Linked DNA regions of Homo sapiens: region 1 is linked to region 2. A link is an interaction called in ENCODE POLR2A ChIA-PET data of the cell type or tissue named here. Cell type or tissue: endothelial cell of umbilical vein. All regions are shown on one strand.

The links. ChIA-PET counts read pairs that join two places held together with the same protein. Peaks named below come from ENCODE experiments on the same cell type or tissue, not always from the same donor. Only the 100,000 strongest peaks of a DNase experiment are listed, where the experiment ranks them.
Region 1: POLR2A ChIA-PET joins it to region 2 with 5 read pairs; 3 of 35 experiments call an interaction of 5 or more read pairs at or near these places.

The regions. Positions count from the first base shown.
Region 1 is chr13:74,081,700-74,086,699 of GRCh38, forward strand. All of the region lies in intron 1 of KLF12 (KLF transcription factor 12), which reads right to left. Among named protein-coding and RNA genes, the nearest start is that of KLF12, 50 kb to the right of the region's middle. In endothelial cell of umbilical vein, no CTCF peak of the experiment used is centred here; a DNase peak (open chromatin) is centred at 2,972.
Region 2 is chr13:73,872,474-73,877,473 of GRCh38, forward strand. All of the region lies in intron 3 of KLF12 (KLF transcription factor 12), which reads right to left. Among named protein-coding and RNA genes, the nearest start is that of LINC00393, 210 kb to the left of the region's middle. In endothelial cell of umbilical vein, no CTCF peak of the experiment used is centred here; no DNase peak of the experiment used is centred here.

The DNA of each region.
Region 1 (5,000 bases), 210 kb after region 2:
CAGCAGAAACACATATATATCTTTGCATACAGGCATGGAACGCCTCCTTCCATAGATTTACAATAACCTATTCTCCTATATTACTCGTGCCAGAGAATGTCAGAAAATAAGTCACCTTATTTAATTATTAAAACTATCAATTTCAACTACGTAGACAACTATAGTGTCTCATGTTCCAGCCCCCTCAAACAATGGGTTGGTCTAAAAATGAAAAATGTCTGTACATGCCCATTAGCTTGTAAAAGAGCCAATGTAAAACCAAAGAATTGTTACCTAATTAAAAGTAATTTGCTGCAAAATTATTGATTCAAGAACAAAAGAAATTCACATAAAGAAAAATATTTTCGGCCAGGCAAGCTGGCTCACACCTGTAATCCCAGCACTTTGGGAGGCTGAGGCAGGAGGACTGCTCGAGCCCAGGAATTCAAGACAAAACTGGGCAACATAGCAAGACCCTGTCTCTTAAAAAAAAAAAAAAACAAAGTTAGCCAGGTGTGGTGGTGCGTACCTGTAATCCCAGCTACTTGGGAGGCTGAGGCAAGAGGATCACCTGACCCCAGGAGTTCCAACTGCCATCCAGCCTTCACAATTTCTCTCCAATCCACACATATCCTTTTCACATGTAAAATTTCTCCCAGTTAGGAAAAAATATAAGTGAGCTAAAAAACATAGCTTGAGCTTTCATAGCTACTCCACTATACTATACTACTTATACTATAGGTAGCTAAGAGATTATGTGATATTAAACTAAAGATTCTATCAATAGTCTATCAATTTTCTCCATTCATTTAGCACCACACTTGGTTCTCCCCAACCCTTTTTTTTCCAACCCCTCTGACACCCTCACCTCCACTATTCCCCAGATTTTACACTGTGTGCTGACTTAAACATCTGCTCTGCTAAGAAAGACCAAATACAAGTTGTTTTTAGTGAAGATGAACATGTACATATTTTTGTATAAGATGAGTATCTAGTTTGCTATTTCTGGCAAAAGGGCAGGGAACATCCAAGGTTGTCAGTATAACTTTTATCTCTTGTGATTTAACTGGACCTTTAGCAAGCACAGAATATAACTTCAAAAGAAAGAAAGGATTTTTTCCATGATTAAACAAACAAAGCCAGGGAGCATTTTCCCGGGGCAGGGAAGGGGAGGCACACTGACAGACCTTCCGGCAAGAGTTAGGTTAGTTAAAAATTCTGAGGGAGGAAAAGAAGAAAATACAAGAATTACTGTTGCTACATTAAGCAAAGCAAAACAAGTACAGGCAAAATAAAGAAAAATGTTTCAACAAAGGTGACAATATGAAATTTAAAAATAAGGAAGAGTGACTTGACAAAGTTTACCTTGGGTTATCTGACAACATTGAAATGGGTTGGACAAAGTACACAGTGAGCTCAAACATCCTGGCTTTAAAAGCGTGGGGCCCACAGTCAGGCATCATCTCTAGATCATCCATTATTATCTGTCTTATAAGGAGTAATGGTAATTTAGACAAATCCAATCCAATTTATTCCATCAAAGATGTATTGAGGCCGGGCGCAGTGGCTCACGCCTGCAATCCCAACACTTTAGGACACCAAGGCAGGCGGATCACTTGAGCCCAGAGACCAGACTGGGTAACATGGCAAAACACTGTGTCTAAAAAGTGCAGAAAAATTAGCCCAGGTATGGTGACGCGTGCCTGTAGTCCCCGCTACTCAACAGGCTGAGGTGGGAGGATCACCTGAGCCCCAGAAGTCAAGGCTGCACTGAACCGTGATTGTGCCATTGCACTCCAGCCTGGGCGATAGGAGACACACACACACACACACACACACACACACACACACACACACACACAAACATTTAATACATTCTCATGTACAAAAACTCTAAGTACTCTAGGAGAGATACATAAATCCAAGTCTAAGATGTGTTTAAGTAACTCATACCACAGCTAATTTTCAAAAGTTTGTCCAGTTAATATTGAATTGAGAATTTGGCTCAACAATATGAGCTTGACATGTTTTATAGCTCAAACATAATTGAGTAATGGCAATTTCATAGGTTCAACGGTTTGTATAATACTGATATTAAAAGGTAATGAAGTAACTGTGAAATAGAAGTCTAGGCAAAAAGTCTCTTAGGGTACAGAAATTAAAATGCAAAATAAAAAGTAATTCATTTTGTCTTTGGAAAGCAGGTTGGCTTCTTGGAGCAGGTGGCATATGAACTAGGCAGAAGTTTTTGAGATTTGGAATTATTAGAAGAGAGAATACAGTGAGATAGGGAATGGCAGATGGGGATTTCAGACTGGAAAAGCAAGATTTCTTATAGCATAGAATCATAAAGTGTAACAGAATAATTTAAATAATAAAATCATCTATTTTAATGTTACCGAACAAGTACGTGAGGTTCACTATTAAAAATAATTTAGACCAAATTCACTTGGAGACTTGGATATTACGTCTCATAACCGAATGAACAGGGTGATGTAACAAATATAAAGGTTTTCTGATCAATGATAAAAGAAAAATTAAATAAGAGAATTGAATCAACCATTCCCTATGAAAGGGCTACCAACTTTCTCCATTTCAGAAAAGTGTCAACATAAAACACTAAAAGCTCCTCACTCTATTACAAATGCAGCAGAATCCCACAGATCATCCTATTCTGTTCCGTGATGGTCAACAGACTTCCCCTTGACCATTGTTCTCATGGTTGTCTCTGCCCCAAACACCAGGGTTTTTATAAAGTCCCCATTAGATTTTAAAGGTCAAGTTCTTCCTACCACTCTGCTTACAGATCACTAGAAGTCACCACGAAACATTTACCATGATAGCGGCAAATTTTAATAATCACTAGAATGTATTGAGTAGTTTGTGGGAACACTGGCTTCTGCATGATTTTGAGGATGGTAATGAAGTCTAATCTACTGCTCCATTACACATATTATTCTTAGCCACAATAACAGTGTTCCGTTTGAGCTTTAGGGCTGTATTTAAATAGATGGTTTAGGAAACAATAAAGCCTAAAAGAATACTGTAGGTGTATTCCAAATTTAGTGTGAGTAGGAAACATCAGGGGAATTTTATCTACTCCATCAAACAATAAAACACTCTGAGCCAGCAACACAAAGGAGCCAAAAAAAAAAGGGATGGGAACATTTTTTCCGCTTATTTGAAAGCCAGTGTGCTAATAAAAATATCCATTAAAAAGCATATCAAGTCTTTTCATTATAGTTTGCAGGAGGTTTTGTTGGTTTTTTTAAAAGAGAAATGCTATATATTATGCTAGTTATATTACATAAACAGTAGAGCTTATTAATACCCTACAGGTCTATATCATGATCCATTAAACAAGCAAGCCAAGGGAAAGAATGGAGTTAGATGACCACGTGAAAGAAGAATGAGACAGTCCTGCAGAGAAAGACACAAACATCCAAGAACACATGAAAAGTACCAGCAATCAAACCCACGTGACCAAAAAAAAGCATTCTAGTTGCTCAATCTTTCAAAACATCTTTACTGAAGACCTTTAGATATTGGCTGTGTTTTCATGAACATATGCAAAAACGGGGATACCTCATCACCTGCCCCAAGGGTCATATAAAATAATGTTAATGGCTGAATATAAAATCCACAGTTCGGAGGTTCTTTCCCAGGTAAAGTCCATGACAATGTCAAAGCCTAACACAAGAAAGACGTAGCTCATATTACAACAAGCACCACCATAAATGCCCTGCTACCAATCATATGCCTTGAGCACTTGTTATGTATGAGACACTACACTAATGAGCTTACACATAATTCACTGAATTCTCACGCTTCCTTGAGGTAGCTGCTGTTATTGTCCTCATTTCCAGATACAAATGTCAAATTTTAGAGAGACCTAAAAATTTTTCTAAAGTTTAGCAGCCTTAAATAATGGAGCAGGGACTCAACCAGACATTTGTAATACTGGTCCTGAACTGTGATCCACTAGCCAGCGGGTTTCTAACTTTAAAGCTCGCCACAATCAACGGACAACTTGATTGTGCACCAATTCCTGGGCACCACCTTCAAAGGTTCTGATTTAGCCATCTGGGGTTAAGCCCAGGACTCTGCATTTCAACCAACACTTGTGGTAATTCTGGTACAACTGTCTGTGGAGCAAATACCAACTTCTGAGCAGAATGGCTATTATCTGCACTGGAATAGAGATTGCTGGTACCTGCTAAAATGCTAATTAAAGCAAAGGATTACCTGCAATGATGAAAAACTGCAGTAAATTTTAAAATAAATTTTACTTTTAACCTGCTTTATATTTTTGATATATATTATATATAAAATTATGAAAGATATATTGAGTTTTTAATATTTCATATATTTTAAAAGTGGTTTAAACTTTAAAATCAATTTTTGTTTTAACAATTAACTAAAGGAATCACTAATTTTTATTATTATTATTATTATTACACTTTAAGTTTTAGGGTACACGTGCACAATGTGCAGGTTAGTTACATATGTATACATGTGCCATGCTGGTGTGCTGCACCCATTAACTCGTCATTTAGCATTAGGTATATCTCCTAATGCTATCCCTCCCCCTCCCCCCACCCCACAACAGTCCCCAGAGTGTGATGTTCCCCTTCCTGTGTCCATGTGTTCTCATTGTTCAGTTCCCATCTATGAGTGAGAACATGCGGTGTTTGGTTTTTTGTCCTTGCGATAGTTTGCTGAGAATGATGATTTCCAATTTCATCCATGTCCCTACAAAGGACATGAACTCATCATTTTTATGGCTGCATAGTATTCCACGGTGTATATGTGCCACATTTTCTTAATCCAGTCTATCATTGTTGGACATTTGGGTTGGAGGAATCACTAATATTTTAAGCATGGGTAGGAGTTGATGATCACTTGCTAGCATTTTTGTTTAAAGGCTTAAAACTATTATATTGCTCTTTGTATATTCCAAAATACATACTGTTGACCCCTGAACATCATGGAGGTTAGGGGTACTGACCCCTACCTCGGGC
Region 2 (5,000 bases):
GGGTGACCCCTCACATGAGAACTGGCAATGGGAAGACAGTGAGATAGAAACCCAGCAGGAAACTGTGACCACTGCTCAACACAGAACAGGGAACTTGGGTAAGACTCCACTAATGAGAAGGAAGGAGAGTAAATCTGAGAGCACCTAGGAAGCCACTGGTCATCATGAATCACAAGCTCTTGATGAGTGCAGAATCCAGTTCTTTGGTGCCAGAATCTATTCTAACTGATCGGTCCTTGCTCCATCTGCTCTTAAAATTTTTTAATACCTCACTTAGCTAAGACAGGCTCATACGTGTTGTATGTTAGTGGTAAGCAATGGAAGGCTAAAGTACTGTCTGACATATTTTAAGAATATTCTCAAAAAGAGCCAAGCTTTTAGGAGTGGAAGTCTTTAGGCTCAGCTGTGCAAACCAGAAGTATCAGACACAGAAGACATGAGTGAACCTTTGTGAGAGCAGAGACCTTATTTTGACCACTGCTATCTTCCAAACACCTGGAATATTTGTGGTATAAATGAGTGAAATGAGGCTGGTGCTGTTAGGTGCCTCTCTTTCTCCTATTTGCTCATCTTTCTCGGTTACATCATTTGGTTAGTGCATTGACCATTTCACCTTCCACATTTTTATGGGTTTAAAGCCTAAAGAAAGAATCTTTATTTTATATATATATATAAACAACATAATCGATGATCTATTTGACCAGTTTTGCTCTCCCCTCTGCTCCCATTAAATGAGGACTTCAATAAGAATTCAGAGAAATCACTTATAGTAAACTCAACCTTTATTTTTAATAAACAAAAGGGTGAATAACCATAAACATGAAATGAACCATGAATATCATCTGCCAGACAACTGAAAAGAGACAAAGCTTTCTTAAATATGGCTTGAGATTTCAATCATTTCATCACTAGACTGATTTTAAAGAGACGGTAATTCTCAAAATCTGGTTCATCAATTTTTTGTTTAGTTTTGGTATGGTTGTTGTGTCTTTACTGTTTAGAAACCACAGCTTAAAAGCAACTTAGATAGTAATGCTCTAAATGACCAAAACTACATTTTATAATCAAAGCACTCAGAAATGAGTTATTAAAACCCAATTTTATTATTCTTTCTCTGTGTTTATATTGGTTTTTGTGGATTTTTTCTGAAAACTATATAAACCTTTGCTCAGCCTTAACTCTTTAGTGAACTATTTTATTTAAAAAATAACAACACATGAACTTGACTGTGTTTAACTTCTGTTCCAGGTAAAAAAGACATGCTATAAAAAGATTTAATACTGTTCTCAGGGAAAAGAAAATGTCAAGCTACAAAATATCTGTAATATGTATTAATATGTTTTAAAATATCTAAAAATAATTAATGCTGATAATGTATTCAAAAGCCCTATAATAGTGTTTAAATTAAGAAGGCCCTCAGAATTTACAATTTAAATAGTAAACATATGGCACTACTCAAAAAAAAACATTGAAGCAAATAACTCATTAAAAATGCAAATGAATACAAGTGAACTTGCTTAAAAAAAGCAAGTAAGAGAACCAAAGGCTATAATGGCAATGGAAAAGGCAAGGTCGAGGACTGTTCACAGGGGAGAATTCTGATGAGGTCAAATGCAGCCTTCGGAGCTGTGGACTACTTATTAAGGAAGTAGCAGTTCTGAATTTTTATTACAGAGCTTTGCTCATACTGTGATGATTTCAGATAAGGTATTTATAGATTGTCTGAATATTTGACCTTGGAACTATTTTATGGACACTAGATATATTGCTTTTTATGGAGAAAATAGACAGTTCTACATAGGTAAATCATTTGCATTATCAGAAGAGAAAGCTGGGCTGAGGTAGGGAAGGTGGTGGTGACACTTCCCCTGTGAAACATTTCATGCCTGTTCAATACGTTTAAGCAATTACGCACTACCATAAATTAGAAAAGATTATAAATCAATTAGTGACTCTTACTAGCAGCCATAGACCCATGTAAAGTAAATCACATGATGCCCTTTTTACAATAAGTTCAGTCTTGATAAACTCAGTTATTCAGGAAAATGTCACTGCAGTGATGTCTGTCTATTCTAAATTGGAATCAATCCAATAATTGACTTCTGTTTTCTTCAGCAAAGGGCACTTAACACTAACGTGTGGTACATAGTCATATAGGCCTGAAGATCACACAAGTACATCCTATTATACCACCCTCCACCTTGGCAGATGGCTTACCTTGAGTGAAACCATTAACTACTCCCAATTCAAGTGACTGAAACTAAGAAACATGGGCCAACTGATCATCACCTTGAAAATAATATTTTCTTCAGAACTGACACTTTCCTTGATACTGAAATTTTCACTTACAGGTTTTAAGTAAATCTCACTAATATGTTTTTTGGATTAGATATTAACCAAAGAGAAATTTTAAGAATTATAGCTCTTTGCCCTTACAAAGTTTCAAAGATCTACAGTCATTACTAAAGACCATATTTTAAATAGGTATTTTAATTATGAGATATAAAAATATAATCAGGAATAATTTGAGTATGGTTTACAATTATGTTTCAACACTGGTCATCTTAGATTTTCATATATCATGTGCAAAAGAATACTTAAGTGAAAAGAACGTAGTAGTTATTGCCAAATTAGGAAGATCACTCGCCAATCAATACTAAAAAAAAAAGAACTTGAACAGATTTACTTTGTAATATTTGAAATATACAAAAGAATACAATTAATATAAGTTAGGAAGCATAATAACATGAACTCCCATGGTGAGCTTTTTGTCTTTTCTAATATGTACATTTATTCTCTTTTAAGGTTACAAAGACCAGTTTGACAGCTTCCTGCAAATTTATTTTCATTACGATATAGTTCTAATATTTTTGAAAATTTCCACCATGATTTTTTGACTGACTCATGGGTAACTTAGAAAAATGTCAAATCTCAAAATGTATTTTTAAATTTTACTGTCTTCTAATTAAGTGTAGTGGTTAGAAAACATGGTTTTTGTGACAGAAATTTTCAGAAATTTGATGAAGCTTGCTTTGTTGTACATTGTGTGATACATTTTTGCAATTACTACATGTCCTTGAAAGAATGCCTATTTTCTAAACTGTTAGATACAGGAATCTATATATGTTTATTCCATTTACCCTATTAAATGTGTTGTATAAATCATTAATCTTTACCAGCTTTTCCTGCTTGACAAAAATAATTGATAAAGGTGTATTAAAATCTACCTCTGTAGTAGATGACTTTTTAACGTTTTACATTTGATGAATTGTGCTTTATATATTTTCATGCTATTTTTAAAAAATGCTTACAGGTTTAGTATTTTTATACTGTCCTGATAAACTAGTAAAACTATCTTCACCCAATTGTTTTCTGTGCTAAAATCTGAATGATCTGAAACAAAATGGCTGTATTTCCAGGGCAAATTTGTCATTATTCCTTTATTTTCAACCTTTGTTTTCATGTTTAGGTGTGTAAACCACATATGACTATACTTTTAAATTCAAACTCAGAGTCTCTGTCTTTTGGCTTTTGGAATTAGATTCTTGTATTAATTTTCTATTGCTACATGATAAATTACTGCAAACATACTGACTTAAAACAAGACAATGTATTATTCTCAGTTTTTGTGAGTCAGGAATCCAGCACATTTTAGCTGGGTGCTATACTCAGCTAAAATAAAAAAAAAAAAAAAAGGTTTTAGCTTGCTGAGTCCTAATCTGGAGGTTCAACTAGCAAAGACTCACCTTCACACTACCACAGATTATTGGCTGAATTCAGTTCCTTGTGGCTGTAGGACAGATGCCTTTCGGCTTTTAGCTGGGACTGTTTTCAGCTTTTAGTGGCTACTCTCAGGTCCTTGCAATGTGGCAATCTCTCAGACCTCCCTTTCTAGGACCAGCTTGAGAAAACTCTCTTCCCTTAAAAGACTCCTGTGATAAGATCAGGTCCATTGGGACAATCTCCCTTTCTTAAAGACAATTGTGCCACAGGATACAACCTAATCACAGAAGTAAAATCCATCAAATTCACAATTCCAGGGATTATGCAAAACATGTACTCTAGGCTGAAGCAGACAGGAACTCTTGGGGGCCAGCCAGAATTGTGCATTCCACATTCATTTACGTGGCTTATAATTAGTGATACTTGGCTTTATTTTTACCTTATTCCTTTTCTTATTTTTTATGTTTCTATTTGTCCTTTTTGTTTAATTTTTTCAATTCTGATTTCTAAAAAATGACACAGAAATACTTTTCTGTGGCTGGGCGCGGTGGCTTATGCCTGCAATCCCAGCACTTTGGGAGGCAGAAGTGGGCAGATCATCTGGGGTCAGGAGTTTGAGACCAGCCTGGCCAACATGGGGAAACCCTGTCTCCACTAAAAATACAAAAATTAGCCAGGCATGGTGGCACACGCCTGTAATCCCAGCTACTCGGGAGGCTGAGGCAGGAGAATCACTTGAATCCGGGAGGCAAACGTTGCAGTGAGCAGAGACCGTGCCACTGCACTCTAGCCTGGGTGAGAGTGAGACTCCGTCTCAAAAAAAAAAAAAAGAAAAGAAAAGAAATACTTTTTTGTTTGCTTGCTGTCTTACACATTCTATTCCCATTCAATTTCTTTGGGAAATTATACATTGAACCTCTGTTCTTTCAGCAGTTATTCTCAATTTTTTTTAAACAAGTATAATTAACAAACTATATAAGGACATTAGAAACTAACTCCCAATGTCCTCTCCAAATTTAAATGTTATTACAGTCTAATACTTCAGCTCTATCATTGTATAAAAATCCTATCAATCAGACCGTATTAATAGTATTTTAAGAAGAAAATGTGCACGCTTTTATAAAATGCCTTTTTTTAGTCATTATTCCATATTACAGCTCAGATCATCATTTTGGGTTCTATTTTTAACTCAGCAATAATAAGTTGGAATCTTTTAGCTGAATGCTTTAGAATTTCCTTTTAGTCTCTCAGTTTTTGTTCAAAACTGTCCTTATTTT